Regions from separate parts of the Homo sapiens genome. Here region 2 is linked to region 1. The links are chromatin contacts, found by Hi-C or POLR2A ChIA-PET in ENCODE. All regions are on one chromosome and are shown on one strand. Each heading gives the region's core, a stretch centred on a gene start or an enhancer-like site at or near the end of the contact. The rest is flanking DNA. Distances are from core to core; before and after follow the strand shown.

Region 1 (5,995 bases), core at 828-3,327:
GTATTTTAAGAAGTAAGCACCTCTTCTAATCTTTACAGACTGATTTTGGTAAGGAAAGCCCTTTACCAGTCAGCTGGCTTAATTTTGTGTGAGCAGCTCGTTGGGTCTGTGGGTAGACATGCTGTTTCAGTCCTCAGGTGGGCTGACCTGAATCCTGGGTCAGTTGGCAGGCAAACCTGGTTTCTGGGTTCACAAGGGCTTGGCTGGTGCTTTGTTCCAGTGAGGATGGCCTGGCACTAGGGCGGGCCTGGAGCTGCGGTTTGCAGGAGCCAGTCTGGCACTAGAGTTAATGGAGTATGTCCATGGCAAAACCAAATGTTGACTTTACTCTCCTTCCTCTACCTTGAAGGTATCTCTCTCCACAGTGCACTCCAGGAGCTTGCAGGAGGCTGACATGGGTAGTGTGAAACTGTCCTTTATAACCTCTTCAATGTATCTTTTATCATTTCTGTGCTCCACCTAGGCACCGCAATCTCTCATCTGGAGTCCTTATCTGTTGTGAAGTTATTTTTATGACTGGATGGTTTTTAAATTCATTTTTCTTTGAAAGGATATATGCTGGAGACTCTTATACCACCATATTGCTGATGTTACTTTCCTCTCTGCTATGTTTTCCTTGAGTCGTATTTTCATTCTTATAGCTTTGCAAAATCAATAAAATATAATCATTTGAAATGCATATTTATTTTGTTATGCATTTAATTTTAACAACAATATATGAAGGCATTTAGGCATCATGGAAATGTGTTTTAGATACATATATATATATAAAAACACTAACCTGATAAATCTAGAAACATGTTTGTTGATAGACTGGCCTCAATATTGCTAATAAAAAGATCATATATAAGAGGTCTGGTCAAACTTATTGCATGCTGTTGTAAGACTTTTATGTGTTAGTGGATGCAACTGGCTTGCTAACACAGGTATCCTTGTGTTTGTTGAATGAAAACGAATGTATGAATAAATGAAAAAGTGAATGGATTTTGGATGCAGACTTTACGATAGTGTTCACCTCCAGAGAGAGTTCAATGAGCCCACCTGCGGGATTTGGAGGGCTAGGTGGGTGAGGAACCAGACATCTCAGTACCCTACTTTCTAATTTTATCAACATCTTATATAAGCCATGTGTAACATTACAGTGATACCTCAATTAACACAACCTTTGGAACAAAGGTCCCTTATAATCAAGTTGGAAGCATTGACAATAACTCATAAACTTGCAAAGCATGCTACCATGTGTCACTCTGCTCTGTGTCAGTATTCCAGTGAAGCCGCATGTCTGCACTTGGCAGATACCATTGTGCATAGCTGCCACTGGCACCCACAATCAATAGAACTGATACTATATTCCTGTTCAACTTGTTCTCTCCTCTTGGCTTTCTTTTTTCTGATCTCTTTTCAACATTAATGGCTATATCTCCTTCCACTCAAGTGTCTGATGTCCTTCTGTTCTTTAGCTTCTAATCCCCACCCTATCAAAATAAAAAGAGGTCTTGTGGATAGCTTTTCATACTGGTGACTTGCCTGATTGATTTCAGCTAATTCTGAGGTAATACATATTTATATACCAGGCAGTGCACATTATAAAACCACACCTGCCAATAGTTCTGGGAAGGGATAACACATGGTTTAGAAAGATCACTGAAAAAGAGCATTGTATGATCTATGTCATTGAAGGCTGTATTGCTGAATCACCACATGCTATTGAACTGCCAGTCCTTTTTGCTGACCTTGTTTCCACATTTACAAAATGAGAGGATCGATGATCTCTAAGGATCTTTCCAGATCTAGCTTTCTTGGATACAGAATTCATAACCGAAAACCTATGGAGAGAATTAGCTGTTTCTCTCTCAATTCCAAGATTCGGGAGAACTGAAAATGCATAGTGCCGGCTGATGTTGTTTTATCATGCTGAGTCACAGAAGAAATTTTTTTGAAAATATTTCTCTTGAAATATAAAAGGAATTATCACTAGGGTGCTTAGTAATAACCCCTTAGGGAAAAAGGCAGAGAATTACAAAACCAAGTGGCATGACACCACTACTATCTTCCCAGAATCTGGATAGAAGTTTCAAGAGTCAGGACGTGATTCACAGTGTTCTTTTTTCTTCTGCAATCATGGAATCATGTATCCAAATGCAGCCTTCATCAGCCTTTTTTCTTGAGTTTCAGTGATAAGAATATCTCTCTTGTTAACTCTGGACACATACTGAGTGTGAAAAAAAATTAGTAGCTTCAAACTACTAAAAATCCAACCAACCAACCTAACGTATCTTAAGTTGTAAAACCCAGCTTCCTCCCACTTAGTTTCTACTGCCCTTTTACCAGCCCTAGGCATTTGGAAGGTGGAAGGGGAATTCAATGTACATAATTTCCTATTACTGGATTTACATGGCTTGTAAGGCAAAACTGGGCATTTTGCCTGTAACTCTTCAGAGAGAATTTATCAGGCACAGACTCTGAGCTTAGAATTTTACTACCACAAATATAAGAAACTTAAAAAGGTAGAAAGGCATGTTTCCCTGGTGCTAAAATATTTAAAGGTATTCTCTCTTACCCTCTCCAGTTGTTCTGTCTTTACAGAGTACTGAAATCTCAGACTGATGAGGATCTTATAAGAAAGGTTATCAAATGTTCTGTCTGATGCAGTCTTCCACAGCCCCTTGAAGTAATATCTAACTTTTGCCTGAACATTGTCTTTGATAGGGAACTCATTTCCTCACAAGATGGCCAGTTCTATTTCCAAATGGCATTGATTCTAACAGAGTTCTTCTCTCTACATTAAAGTAAAATATGACTCACTACAATTTCTACCCAATGAAATGTTTAATTCTCCCTCTTGGGGCCTCATGTTAATTCCTCTTACCCTTGATATTCCTTAAAATATTTAAAGACAGCACAGTCTCTGAAATGAAGTTCCTTGAATTCTCCCAGAGAAGGAACTTGAATTACAAAATTGGCTAGAGAGGAGATGACAATTATTTGGATGTACAATTATTTCCAGGTGGTCACAACGCAGTTATTATTATTAATGCAGATGAAGTGAAAATTAGGTAGCAGGAAAAAAGTGAAAGGTTCAATTCCTCATATCTTAAATAAGTTAATGAATCAGTCGATTCATCAAAGCAGCAAGAACAAAAAAGCAGTTGGTGAGAGCTCTATTTTGGCAGGAGGAAAGCTCAATTTCACATCCACTATTTTATGCCTATCTCCTCTCCCTGTGTTGCTAATTATCTAAAATGAAAGTTTTGCTGCTTACTAATGACTAGAAAGAGAAGAGAGAGATAAATTGGTAAAGTTACTAAAAATAATCTCAGAGATACACAGAGGTTGACACAGAGGATGACACACTGAGGGTGCAAAGGATCATTTTCTAGATTGGAAAGCGAACCACATCAAATATTGCAAAACTGAAAAGGGAAAACTAAACTGCTCTGCATTAGGACCATACATAGAAGTGAAAAAGCACAAAGTAAGGGTGATGTGATTAGCAGAGGCACAAGTTAAAGACATAGGACTTTTGTTGTTGTTGTTGTCGTCGTCAAGTAGTGTGGCTATTTGAAATGAATAGTACAAATGTAGGCTACGTTCATGACAGGGTGTTTCCAAACAGAGGAGTATCGTGTTCCAAACCAAGAAACCATACCAAGGGTACAGTTCTAGCTGCCATGGCTTTCAAGAAAAGCAAACATCCTGGAACATTTTTGGAGTAATTTGACTAGGTTGGAGAAGTAACAAAACTATACCTTTACAAAGAGGAATGAAGGCTTTTGTAAATATTCATCTTGGATCAGAAAGAGCTCATGGAAAAACTTGAATGATTCTTCTGGAAAGGACGAATTAGAGGTAATAAAGGGGGAGAAAATTTCAGGAAGGCAAAATAAGGTTCAATATAAGGAAGCGCTTTCTAAACAGAACTATCTAACAATACGATAGGTCAGCTCAAATAGTAGAGAAATTGAGGCTAGGTCCATTGCTACGGATCCTGCTTTAGGGGAAATTTAGGCATCTGATTAACATTCCGGCTCAGTAGGTCCTTAAAATATAAAACTTTACTTCAGAACAAGATAACACCTTGAGACTTGGATTTGCTGTAGTCTTAAGACAAGTCTCATCTAACTAGGAGAATGACCCTAGACTAGAGACACAACTTTTAGTTTGTGCTCTAGGCTAAACAGTTTTGTAACTTTAAGCAATTTCTTTTCCTCCCTGGGCTTGGCTTTTCTTCTACAAAAGGCAGGGATATGTACTTAGATCATTGATTTTCAAACTTAAAATATTACCCGGAAGCATAAATAATTAAAATAAATTAATTAAGGAATACACTGTTGGTGGGAATATAAATTAGTACAGCCACTATGGAAAGCAGTATGGAGGTTCCTCAAAAACATTAAAAATAAAACTACCATATGATCCCAAATTGGACCCCACTTTCCACTCCTTGGCAATATCTTGGAACATCGCATTATAAGTTTGCCTTGTCATCTCAAAGGAACTCTGAGTTGCTTGTGACAGCATATTGAAACATGCTTGGGGTTGGTTAGGAATCATAACTTCTCCACTTGCTAACTGTGTGATCCTGAGAAAATGACTTACCTTCTTTGAGCCTCAGTTTCCTCATTTGTAAAATAATAATGGGTATGTATGCCAATTAAAAGGGGTTTGAGGGAAGATCAAATGAGATAATGTATGCTAAATGCCTGGTACAGAGGGAGTTTCATGAGTTAATAATTTTATCCATTCTTTCCTTTGCCCCAAAGGAAAGGCAATTCAAACACTTCTTAGGGGAAGCTCTCGATTTTTGTGACTTGGTTGTCGCTACTGCCTTTCTTCCCTTGATCCAGTCCTCATTCAGTATTTATAAACACTAAAATAGGAAAAAAGATTGGCTAAGTAAGAAGGAAAGAGCATTTTTTTTTCATTAGGAACACTTTAAAGAGTGTGTGTTTACATATCTGATCTAATTTGATCCTCACAACAACATCTTGTGGAAGATATTACTCTCTCTTACAGCTGAGAAAATGGAGACTAAGGATTCAGTGACTTGCCCAAAGTCACTTCACTAGCTGGAGAGAAACTAAGACTCAAAATTGCTCTGTCTTTATTTTGAAACTCAAGATTTTTGTGTTCTATGTTGTTGTTTAAGTGGATCCTTCTTGGTTTCTGCCCTTGGGAAAGTCTTAACGCTTCCTTTCAGTGTGAGTCTGGGGAAGAGGAGGTGAGATTTCACTCTAGATCAGAGAGGGCAAAGAGCAGCTAGGTCTGCCTTGTCCTTACAGGAACAGTTTCACCTGGTCTTCCCTCACCTGTGGGAACTCTTCCTTCTAGAGCTGCTCTGGAACACTAAAATGTATAGCCTTATCCCACAGGAATAACCATCTTCCTTGCTCATTGTCGCAGCCTGTGTCTGGGGTGTTAAACTCTCTTGCAAGGGAATTTTAACATTTTTTTCAACTTTGCCCTTGCTTGTCTTTAGAATGATCCACAGCTCATTGTCCGCCCCCTTATTTTTGGATTTTGCAAACACCCTAAGGCCTTTTGAGGAAGAGTCATGCTTCCTCGTGGGGTTGTCCCTGAAGTTCATTAAAGTCTGTTTCTCCTGGCACTGCAGTGATGATGTCCCCTATGCTTTTGGCTGAGACCCACAGATCTAGCCTGATCATTGAAATAAGCTGAAGCAATTCAGCAATCCCAAATATGGGAAGTCTGAGTATAGGAAAACCCATAAAACTTCTGATGCAATGGTTGCTGACAGATTTCACCTACCTTCCTTCTCTACACACCCAACTATCCACAACTCACCCTAATATGCAGTTCAGAGTCACACACGTGCTTCTGAAGGGAGAATTTGGCACCAGCTCTCCATTCCCTAGGGCATGGCTGGGGATTATGTTCAACAGATAACTCACCACTAAGGGTGCATTGTATGAAGACAACCATTTCAGGTAGGGCTGGTTTCTTCACTCAGGCTGAATTCATGACATAAGAACAG
Region 2 (5,335 bases), core at 199-2,698, 43 kb before region 1:
TTTTCTTTTTAATCAACCCAATCCTCAACTGCAGCTAGATCTAATTTTCACATTATACAAGAACATAAATCCTAGAGCCATTTATTTGTGCTAATATTGTTGTTTGTGGTAAACAGCAAGACACGAATCAAGCCACCACCAACAAATTCCACTGAAACCTTGGAGACCCCAAACTTGCTTCCCCTCTCTCTTTTTTCACCCTTTTCTTTTTATCTCCTTTATTCTATTTATCTTTCTGCCTTGCTCTTTCTCTTCTGCCTTTTCGCACAACCCACCAGAAACCTCACAGGAAGAGAAACAATCTACATAGCTCACATTAGTGTTCTACGTTGTAGCAAATCACGTTAAAGGAAGATCACAAATCTTTCACACTCTACTAGTCTACAGTAAGTGAGTCCTGCCCAGAGAGAGCAGAATCTGCTTCTAGTATCAAGCTCCAACAGACACAGGTGGTAAATGGCAAGTTAACCCTTTGTAACCTCACCATTTTCAACACGCAAAGGACCTCTCTCATTAGTCTTATAAAATAAAGTACGAAATCTCATGCTGTTAAACTAACATCACATTGCTACATATGACTTGAATATCTCCCATAACTTTATGACTGGAAAAACACTGTTCAGATTTCATTTACCAGTTTAAAAATAGCAAAGTCTAATTTGAAGCACATACACAATTGTGCACCCTCACTAATATTCTCTCTTAGTACTAGGCAAATGTTTCTAAATAAAATTTACTACAATCACAAGCTTTAAAAGTCAGATTTGTCAAAAGATTTTCATTATCAAACATACCAAAAAATATTCCTTATAAAATGCAATGACAAGCCACAATCTGTTTGGTACAACAATGGCTAGTTATCTATTTCTTAATGTATAAATCAAAATTATTTGGTGTTTATTTTGACTTGAAGATTATCCATACATTATTATATCCCTGCCCAGTGAAATTTCTTATTGAGTGAGTAGGTGCTGAACAAGGCAAATAATATATTTTAAACATTCTTAAATGGCGTGATAATTTTTTTTAAATGGGAAGATTCGCTTCAAATTTTTTCACTTTGTAGATCCAAATATCAACCAAAAAAGACATTCAGAAAATATGTCCACAGACCACTTTAAGTCCACAGAAAGTCCAAAATAATATCACTGTGCTGACTAAACAAGGAGGAATTGTTCTTTGTACACAGCTGACACATTCATAATACACAAGGCACTTCAATTAAGTTTTGAGAGAAGTTATGTCACATTCAAACTCACCGCTGGATGTAAGGGTCAGGGCAGTACTGTAGGGTGGCACACCGTGAAGTTTCAAAATTCATTTCCTTCAACTGTCTTTGATATCAACGAACGGAGAACAATTATATAAAATATACACATATACCTGTGTATATATAGATATAAAGCCGGGAGGCTAAAAGCAATAGGGTCAAATGCTATCAGACATAGAAGTTTAGGCACTTCTCTCCTTCATACATATTTGCAAAGAGGCGGAGCGTTTCTTGATTTTAGCCAATGAGATTCATCAATTGACTAAAACTTCATAAACACTCGATTCTTACCAGCTGGGCATCCTCTCTACTGTTGTTCTTCCCCCTCTCTCACGGCTTCAGAGTCCTTGACGTATAGTAGCCACACTTGTTGTTGGCAATTTGGAGCTGGAGGCATCTCTGAACTTCTGATCTCTGTCGTGATTGGATGCTGGCATGAATGGCATCAGAGTTTAATTTCAGCAGCCTGGACTTTTGTAACTGAACTGAGCTGATGAGTGTCCACCCTGCTCCAGCTACATAACACTTCCTTGTATCTGGATACTGGTTTGATTTGAGGATTTCTGTGACTATTTCTGGGGCTAAAATGTTTTGTAGAGCTGCTTAGGGAAGTTTTGTTTTGTTTTGTTTTTTCATCTATTTCCCTCCCTCCCCGCCCTTCAGTTTCCCTTTCAGCCAACCGCCTGTTGTGGTCACAATCTCAAATAGCAAAGACAGGGAAATTCCTTGATTATATTTAACTTAGAACTCACTCTTCCTCTCAGCTAAGAGAAAGAGATATCCCTTTCACATCCCCTTAGAAGCTTTGCCTGACCCGAATAAAAGAAAATAACCTTTATTGAGTTAAATATCCTACCTCAAACACATGCACATGTACTTACATATAATATAGTAATTTTCTTAAAGATATTAAAATTGGAAATAATATATTATTGTAGAATATTCTGAAGTGCACAAATTATTTCAAATTGCCTGTTAATAAAAATATTCTAGTTTATTTTAATCTCTCAGTCGGCTCCACTCTATTCTTTATGTCTTACAGTTTTTGCTGTTTTTGGTTTTGCTTTGACTTGACCTACTTCGAAAGGAAACCATAAAATTGTTCATATATTCCCAAATCAGTGTAATATCAGGAAAGTCTACACACAAAATAATTTATTTCCTTTCTGAATATGGGCTGTAAACTTATCCTGGTTTTGTGGATTTGGAAATTGAATGAAATATGATTCAGAAGCTCAGTTAGGATAGACTCCAACAGGGGGAAAAAAAACCACTCTGTGTATCTAACGGTCACTAACATGGTGAGTTCACATCTTCCCTTCACCCCCTAGTCACAGGACACACCTGTAAATAGGTGACATCAGTAGATGTCAAAGTTGTGAGACAATCTAAAGCCCTTTCAGAGAAATTTGACATTTCCCTGTAAGTAAATCTAACTCAAAATGTGTTTCATAAAAATATTTTATTTGTTGCTTCAGCCAGGATGGAAGGGAGAAGCTATTTAAAACTTGACATTCTCTTCCTTTACTTAGCCCGAGAGCGGCTAACATCTGTGAATTGTGAAATTCACAAACAGGCCAGCCTGAGCCCCAGCCAAATCAAACAGCTTGCTCCACAAAATGTAAAACTTAAAGGGAAGATTGCTTAACTAATTAATTATAGATTTGTTAATTGCAGTTAAAGAGTTTGGCTTTCTTCCCTGCTATTAGCAAATATAGATGACCTAAATAGAAGGTTCTGAAATTAAAAATAATCAATTTCCTGTGACCACAGCCAAGTGATTCCATTTATAATGAAAGGTGGAGTGAAGATTTCTAGTGCAGAGCTTCTCAAGTTTTAATGTGCCCGTGAGGCACCTAGAAATCTTGTTAATGCAGATTCTGGTTCAGTAGGTCTGGGGTGAGGCCTAAGACTCTGCATTTCTAACACGTTCCCAGGTTACTTGATGCTGCTGGTCCTTGGACCACACTTTGGAGTGGCGAGCCCTAGTGTTCCTTCTAGCTCTGATATTTACAATTCGACGTCTCTAGGAAATGAGGAAGAACTCTTCTAAATATTTTAAATTAACTTCCAGGGATATAGACTCCCAAATAATCAATTTGCAAACATCTCTAGTGTGTTGTGTCTTTAAAATTTAATTAATTTTTGTTTTTTAAAAGTTATTTTTATTTATTTATTATTTTTGAGACAGCTTCTTGCACTGTCACCCAGACTGAGTGTAGCAGCGCGTTCATGGATCACTGCAGCCTCAACCTCCTGGGCTCAAGTGATCCTTCTGCCTCAGCTTCCTGTGTAGCTTGGACTACAGGTGAGCACAACCATACCCAGGTAATTTTGTTTTGTTTTGTTTTTTTAGATATGGGGTCTTGCTGTGTTGCCCTGACTGGTCTCAAACTGCTGGACTCAAGCTATCCTCCCGACCCGGCTTCCCAAAGTGTTGGGATTACAGGCATGAGCCACCACACTCATCTATTTTTTTAAAAAATTTAAAAGGTTTATAGCCTAACGTATTTAAATAATATCATTTAAACGTATGTCATGATTTCAATAGTTGTTATTTAAAAATCCTAAAGTTACTAAGCTAAGAGGAACAGAAATTAAATGGCAACAAATTTTAAATAAGTAATTATGAAAAAGATTGGCTCCTATTGCATTATGGAAATAAATGGCGAGAGTTGACCCAGGAAAAAGAGGCAAACTCTCTAGAATTCAACAGAACACCAGTAGCATGCAACCATACACGATCAAGTGAAAAATAAGTGGCAATCATATTATAATTACCATAATTGCTTCTTATATTTATAGTTCATCCTTATTCTCTTAGGGGACTAAGGTTACTATACAAATGCATGAATTATATCTTTGATGTGCAAGGTGGAAACTTTTCCAAGACTTTAGAGTCTTTTAGGCAGAAATTGTAATATAATAACGTACATAGAAGTCTAGGAAAAGCAATTGCCTTTCTGACCATGACCTGCCTGTTTAAATGATGTTTGTGAAGACTTTAGATTTGTATGGAGGGGAGAAGAAAGTACTTAAGGAAGGAAAGGTGTTTTGGACTTGGACCACTGAGCATAACGTAGGAGAAAGGGACACTTTGTTCTTCTTGACTCCTAGGAGCCAAGAACATGCACTCTGCCAAACTCAGGTGTCTATGATACAAATTCTTCTCACTTACATTCATGAAAATTATTTTACAACTGCTCCCCTTCATGCACTTTCCTCTAGGTTGCATATTTTTCTGGTTGCTCTTGTGCCTTGGATCATATTCTGCCCTCCACCAGGAATGTTTTAAAACTCCATCTGCGCATATTCACATCTTGCTCATCCTTCAAAGACCAAAAATTCTCCCTCTTTTTTCCACATAAAAGAAACCTTCCCCACTTCTACTGTCCTACATAATTATATCTGCACTTTTTTGTGTAAGGTCACCTATAACTTTCTTCCTGGAGTCTAGCTATTTTTGAATAGACTCATCTCCTGTACTGGATTGTGAACAGCTTGAGGGCAGGCTTGCTATTCTAATTCATCTCTGTGTTTTCAGGAGCTAGCAAAAATATTGCACCTAATGGATGAATAACATGTTTATGTATTTGCAAAAATCATCTCATAATAAGTATTGCAACTGATTAAAAATAATTTCCACAAAACACTTGACCTCTTAGAGTTACTTTATGAGGTATAATTTACATACAATGAAATTCGCCAATTCCAAGTGTTCAGTCTGAGGAGGTGACACATTAGACACCGAGTAGCCTTCATCGCAATCAAGATTCCAACAACCCTATTACCCCAAAACTTTCCTCATACCACTTTGCAATCGATCTCCCCTCACCCCTGGCCTTAGACAATCACTGACTTGCTTTTTGTTTTTATAGATTATGTGTATATTTTCTAGAACATTGTTTTCCAATAGAACTTTCTGTTATAAAGGAAATATTCTATATTTGCACCGTCTGATGTGGTAGCCACTAGTTACATGTGGCTAACGCTACTGAAGAGCTAAATTTTTATTCTTACTTAATTTTAATCAACTTAAATTTGAATAGCCATGTGAGGCTACTG

What was found. Hi-C counts contacts between places; a loop is a spot of excess contacts on that map. ChIA-PET counts read pairs that join two places held with the same protein, here RNA polymerase II (POLR2A). Pooled maps may share reads with other maps.
Region 2: a map of GM12878 shows a loop between it and region 1 (2.0-fold over the local background). The contact joins the promoter of TP63 here to the enhancer-like site in region 1. A Hi-C loop is called at or near these places in 2 of 168 maps with a recorded cell type or tissue (GM12878 and endothelial cell of umbilical vein), 14 of 37 single-sample maps with no recorded cell type and 8 of 50 pooled maps. POLR2A ChIA-PET finds 5 or more read pairs at or near these places in 4 of 52 experiments (MCF 10A, OCI-LY7, SK-N-SH and 1 more).

The regions. Positions count from the first base shown.
Region 1 is chr3:189,584,658-189,590,652 of GRCh38, reverse strand. No RefSeq gene overlaps it. Among named protein-coding and RNA genes, the nearest start is that of TP63, 44 kb to the left of the region's middle. RefSeq lists an enhancer at 3,566-3,705. Within about 2 kb of position 2,077, at least 5 of the 41 ENCODE cell types and tissues checked have a DNase peak (open chromatin) inside an H3K27ac peak, as active enhancers do; they include GM12878, where a contact is called at or near this core.
Region 2 is chr3:189,627,502-189,632,836 of GRCh38, reverse strand. TP63 (tumor protein p63) reads right to left here and starts at 1,448. Exons shown (of 14, transcript NM_003722.5): 1 at 1,260-1,448. The coding sequence starts at 1,321. RefSeq lists a cis regulatory region at 1,921-1,931 and a promoter at 1,324-2,133.